2 separate regions of the Homo sapiens genome follow, and region 1 is linked to region 2. A link is an interaction called in ENCODE POLR2A ChIA-PET data of the cell type or tissue named here. Cell type or tissue: MCF 10A. All regions are shown on one strand. Links, peaks and the distances in the headings refer to the core of each region. The heading gives the core; the rest is flanking DNA. Region 1 overlaps MED13L (mediator complex subunit 13L). Region 2 overlaps MAP1LC3B2 (microtubule associated protein 1 light chain 3 beta 2).

Region 1 (2,923 bases), core at 306-2,805, 300 kb after region 2:
TGGAGTGTGGATAAGGTGCTATTGAAGAAATGTAAATTAATTAAACTGCTGACTTGTACATTTTTCTGATTCCAAATTGAGATTTTTTTTTTTTGAAAATGCTATACAGCAGTAGCAACCTGGAATATTAAAAATATGTTGCCCAAAGTACATTGTATATCATAGTTATTTCTGAAGGAGATGTAATCACTTGTTCAAAATCATGTTTTTTTATAAGAACGCTTTATGGTTTAATAATAGCATGCATTTTTTTCTTTTGGCCTGCAGGGTTTTTTTTTTTTTTGTTTTGTTTTTTTTTGCAGAGAAAAGTATTTATAAAGAATTTACCTAGATACTCTCATTAGTTAGATTGAAATAAGAGATTAAGTTCTGTACCGTGGTAATACCCACCCAGTTTCCATTACCTTGAGGTGTTCATTATGGCTTACCAAAAGTTGATTGTGCAATCAATCAGACACTTTAAGATTTCTGCTAGTCTTTTACTTATTTTCTGATTTTTTACTGCACGGAATCAAATTTCTTAAATTAATTTTTCAGCATCCATTCCCTTTTCCTAACGTGTGAAAAATGCCATTGTGTATATATGATATGGGTCATTGTATAAGTTTCTTATTCTAACTGCTGTGAGATTTGTAGCTGCTGCATTAAGTGCATGCCTGCCTGTGCCTTTCTGACTCAAAACTATTTTCTTATGCTGTCCATCACATTTCTGGGTGACTTTTTATATATTCACTCAGTTAATCATTCAGTTAAAAGTGTGTTAAATCTGCCTTTTTGAAAAGTGTAACAGTGCACCCTATGGTATGTGAACTCATTCTTGTGAGAAGACATAATTTCTGGATGTTAAGTAGACATTTATTTTTCTCTATTGAGTTAATATGGAGAAAGTGATTTTGTGCCCTTTAACTAGATTTAAATATGTGCTCTTTGATATGAGGGAGTGATCTCTAGTTCTTAGATATGTATGCTCCACTTTCATGTTTTATTTGCTTAGAATCTTCCTGACTATGGATAATTGGGTGATAATCTCAAATTCTTGCTGAATTGAGACACTAGTACACCCATTAGTACATAATTCCTATTGAAGACCATTAGTTCTATATTTGAAGCTTTTAAGGTAATCTATTGTTGACCTACTTTCTTTTTGTCTTAAGGGATTTTTTTGCAGAATGGGAAGGTAGTTGTAAATGTAGAAAGTCTGAATTTTTTTTTTTTTTGCGCTAGAACAAAATAGGGTGGACTATAAAATGGAAATTAGGAAAAGGGAATGATTTCTCTAATTTTCAAAGTGCCAAAATACACAAGGTATTTTTTTGTACCAGTTCATTGTGATTTTATAATTTATGTTTAAAGCATTTTTTTCCATGATGGTTCATTTTCTTTCTTTTTATTTTTTATTTTTTTGAGACGGAGTTTCGCCTTGTTGCTCAGGCTGGAGTGCAAAGGTGCCATCTCAGTTCACTGCAACCTCTGCCTCCCAGGTTCTAGCGATTCTCCTCCCTCAGCCTCCGGAATACCTGGGATTACAGGCATGTGCCACCACGCCCGGCTAATTTTGTATTTTTAGTAGAGACGGGGTTTCTCCATATTGGTCAGGCTGGTCTCAAACTCCCGACCTCAGGTGATCCACCTGCCTCAGCCTCCCAAAGTGCTGGGATTACAGGCATGAGCCACTACGCCTGGCTATCATTTTCTGTAATGAAAATATTTACAATTTGTTAATGTATGTTTTCGGTTTAGCATTTTGTTGTTAGTAGCACATGGTGTTACAGTATTTATATATTTTTAATAGCAATAATTGCCACCCGGTAATAGTTGCCATATTAACCTCCAATTGCTAGTAAATATTTTTAAGTACATAATAGACAGCAATTTAAGGCATAGTGTAGCAGTTTACTGGACTGTTTTAAAGAGCCATTTGTATGTGTGATGAGTTCATAATTTTAAAGAGACAATAATGTACCTTAGGCCTGTATGCTACAAATATTTTGCTGTGGATGTTGCTTGAAGTACTCACTGGGAAGAAGTTAGGTAGGGCCTATTCTTTGTGAGAAGAATGGGCAAGGGGGTGTGTTTAGGATAGTATGTATTTATTGAATTTATGCCAGGTGCTTATATAGCTTATCATTTTTTTTTTTTGTTTTGGTTTTTTTTTGAGACCAGAGTCCCACTGTGTCACCCAGGCTGGTGAAGTCTTGGCTCACTGCAACATTCAGCTCCCGGGTTCAAGGGATTCTCTTGCCTCAGCCTCCCAGGAGCTGGGATTACAGGCGCCTGCCACCATGCCTGTCTAATTTATTTGTGTTTTTAATAGAAATGGGGTTTCGCCATGTTGGTCAGGCTGCTCTGGAACTCCTGACCTTGTGATCCGCCTGCCTCGGCCTCCCAAAGTGCTGGGATTACAGGCATGAGCCACTGCGCCCGGCCAGCCTGGTTTTTAATTGTATTCCTTACCACTTTCAGAGATCTCTCTCACCAGTTTGTACTAGTGCTATAAATTGTGATAACTAAGTTAATTTTGTTCTATAATTATTTTTGCCTAATAATTTAAAATTGAGATGAAACTCATCTCAATGAAAATATGTAAATATTACTATTTACATATTTATAGAGAAACAGACAACAGAAAAATTGTTTATTTTTTATGAACAGTTAATTCAGCTGTCTCTCAACTTTGAATCAAAGATAGAGTAGATTTTTTTTGAAACATTCGACTTATTTTTGATTGAAGAAAATAACAATAATAACAATGTTCCCCTTCTTTAAGCTAGTAGTAGGAGTACTGATTTGTGTGTGTGTGTGTTTTTTTTGAAAGTGAATGATACATTTATTTCACAGGAGCTAACCAGTTAGCCAGATTAGACAGATTTTATGAGAATTAGTAGTATGGTTGACTATTAGGTATTACTGTTATTGAACTGTG
Region 2 (2,923 bases), core at 278-2,777:
GCAACATGAAGAAACCCCATCTCTACAGAAAAAAATACAAAAATTAGCGGAGTGTGGTGGCAGTGCACCTGCCTGTGGCCCCAGCTACTTGGGAGGCTGAGATGGGAGGATGGCTTGAGTCCAGGAGGCAGAGGTTGCAGTGAGCTGAGATCACGCCACTGCACTCCAGCCTGGACAATGGAGCAGGAGCCTGTTGAAGGAAGGAAGGAAGGAAGGTAGGGAGGGAGGGAGAGAGGGAGGAAGGGAAGAGAGGAGAGAGAAAGAAAGAGAGAAAGAGGCAAGAAGAAAGAAAGAAAAAGAAAGAAAGAGAGAAAGAGAAGAAAGAAAGAAGAAAGAAAGAAACAAAGAAAGAAAGAAAGGAGGGAGGGAGGGAAGGAAGGAAGAAAGGAAGGAAGGGCAAACAGTTGATCAATTGGACTTCATTAAAATTAAGATCTTCTGTTCATCAAAATATCCCATTAGAGAACAAAAATGCAAACCACAGAATGGGAGAAGATAGTTGAACTAAAGATATCAAGCAGAGGATTCATATTCAGAATATTTAAAAAGGATGCCTGCAAATTAATAAGAAAAAAATGCAATTAAAAAATAATTGGCAAAACACACAAGCTTTTTACAAAAGAGAAATCCAAATGGCCAATAAACCTGTCAAAAAGGAGTCAATATCATTAGTCAATTAAATGCAATTAAAACCACAGTGAGATTTTTACATATGTAAATAAAACTAAGCTAAGATTTTTGCACCTTACTATATATAAATTTTACACTTACACATGTAAAAATGGCTAAGTTTACAGGAAAAAAAAAGAAAAGAAAACCTGTTAATACCAAGTGTTGTTAATGCTTAGAGAAGCTGAGACCCTTGTATACAGATGGTGGGAGTCCAAATTAGTACAACCACTTCAGAAAATTGTTTAGTAGCATTTCCTAAAGCTGAACATAAGCATACACACTCCAAGAATATGCCTAGTAGTGATGTGTAAATATGGATCCAAAGATATGTTCAAGAATGTTCATAGTGGCATTATTGATAATAGCCTCAAACTAGAAACCACCCAAATATTATCATAGTGGAAAAGATAAGTAAAGTGTGGCATATTTGTTCAATGCTATAAATGCAACACTGCATGTGGCATTATGCAATATAGCCTGAAGTTGGACAAACCCATACAATCACACATACACTCACTAACATGCCACTGAGTGAAAGAACGAGCTATATGATTTCATTTACATAAGGTTAAAAACTAATGAAAACAAATGTGGAGGCTCTAAGTCTAATCTGCGGTTAGCTTTGGCAGTGGTGATAGGGATGACTCGGAGGCGCAGGAGGAACACTTTTGGGATTGGGTAACATTGTATATCTTCATCTGGGTGGCACTTACAAAGAGGTGTTCCCTTCTTAAAAATTATTTGTATACTTTTATTGTATGCACATTACATATACTTCTATTTAAAATCACATATACTTCCATTTGTTTCTTTTTGTTGTTGTTGTTGTTGTTTGAGACAGAGTTTTATTCTTGCCGACCAGGCTGGACTGCTATGCCAGGATCTTGGCTCACTGCAACCTCCACTTCCCAGGTTCAAACGATTTTCCTGCTTCAGCCTCCCGAGCAGCTGGGACTACAGGCACTCGCCACCATGCCCAGCTAATTTTTGTATTTTTAGTAGAGATGGGGTTTCACCATGTTGGTAAGTCTGGTCTCGAACTCCTGACCTCAGGTGATCCACCCACCTCGGCCTCCCAAAGTGCTGGGATTACAGGCATGAGCCACCTCAATCGGCCTTAGAAGTTTGCTTCTAAAAGATCGTTATGCCCATGTTCTATACCAGTGGTCGGCAGACTATAGCCCCAGGTCAAATCTGGCCAGCTACTTCTCTTATAAATAAAATTGTATTGGAACACAGCCATCCTCATTCACTTACACATTGTGTAAGGCAATTTTTTTTTTTTTTTAGAATGCAAAGTATTTTATTTTTAAACTTTTAAAATTTGAAAACAAGCTAGCCTACATTAAATAATATAGTTTCCAAAGCTGAATGTGCTCACTTGGAGCTCAGTTTTTCTGCTTGAAACACAAACACAACTTCCTAACACTCCTAGGTGGGAACACTACTGTTTGATGATCTGTGATTAGATGAACTGATCGATCTCAGTTGGTAACATCCCTTTTTTTTTCCTTGGTAAGGGTTTAAAAAATTCTAGAAGAGATGCATTTTTTCTGGTTTTACACTGACAATTTCATCCCGAACGTCTCCTGGGAGGCACAGACCATGTACAGGAATCCATCTTCATCTTTCTCACTCTCATACACCTCTGAGATTGGTGTGGAGACGCTGACCATGCTGTGTCCGTTCACCAACAGGAAGAAGGCCTGATTAGCATTGAGCTGTAAGCGCCTTCTAATTATCTTGATGAGCTCACTCATGTTGACATGGTCAGGTACAAGGAACTTTGTTTTATCCAGAACAGGAAGCTGCTTCTCACCCTTGTATCGTTCTATTATCACCGGGATTTTGGTTGGATGCTGCTCTCGAATAAGTCGGACATCTTCTACTCTTTGTTCGAAGGTGCGCCGCTGCTTGAAGGTCTTCTCCGACGGCATGGTGTGGGGATCTGGGCCGCGGCGGCGACGACGCGAGGGTCCCGGCGGCTCCTGGGGGTGGCGGCTGCTGCGGCAGCGAATCCGACTGTGGCCGTGTAAGGCTATTTTTGCACAATAACAACAGAGCTGAGTAGTTGTGGCAGAAACTGTATATGTTACAGCCACACACCATCATATATTTACTATCTGTTCTTTTACAGAAAACATCTGCTGACACCTGTTCTATAGTACATTATTTTGGGGTCTTATTCAAGCCTTTGGCATGTATTAGAGAAGAGTCAAGACTGTTTTTCAAGGGAAATCTTGGCTTTATT

What was found. Peaks named below come from ENCODE experiments on the same cell type or tissue, not always from the same donor. Only the 100,000 strongest peaks of a DNase experiment are listed, where the experiment ranks them.
Region 1: POLR2A ChIA-PET joins it to region 2 with 6 read pairs; 5 of 35 experiments call an interaction of 5 or more read pairs at or near these places.

What each region holds. Positions count from the first base shown.
Region 1 is chr12:116,271,785-116,274,707 of GRCh38, reverse strand. All of the region lies in intron 1 of MED13L (mediator complex subunit 13L), which reads left to right. Among named protein-coding and RNA genes, the nearest start is that of MED13L, 4.4 kb to the left of the region's middle. In MCF 10A, for the core only: no CTCF peak of the experiment used is centred there; no DNase peak of the experiment used is centred there.
Region 2 is chr12:116,575,629-116,578,551 of GRCh38, reverse strand. MAP1LC3B2 (microtubule associated protein 1 light chain 3 beta 2) reads right to left here. Exons shown (of 2, transcript NM_001085481.3): 2 at 1,946-2,710. The coding sequence starts at 2,609. The coding sequence ends at 2,232. Among named protein-coding and RNA genes, the nearest start is that of MAP1LC3B2, 18 kb to the right of the region's middle. RefSeq lists a silencer at 1,174-1,468. In MCF 10A, for the core only: no CTCF peak of the experiment used is centred there; a DNase peak (open chromatin) is centred at 1,251.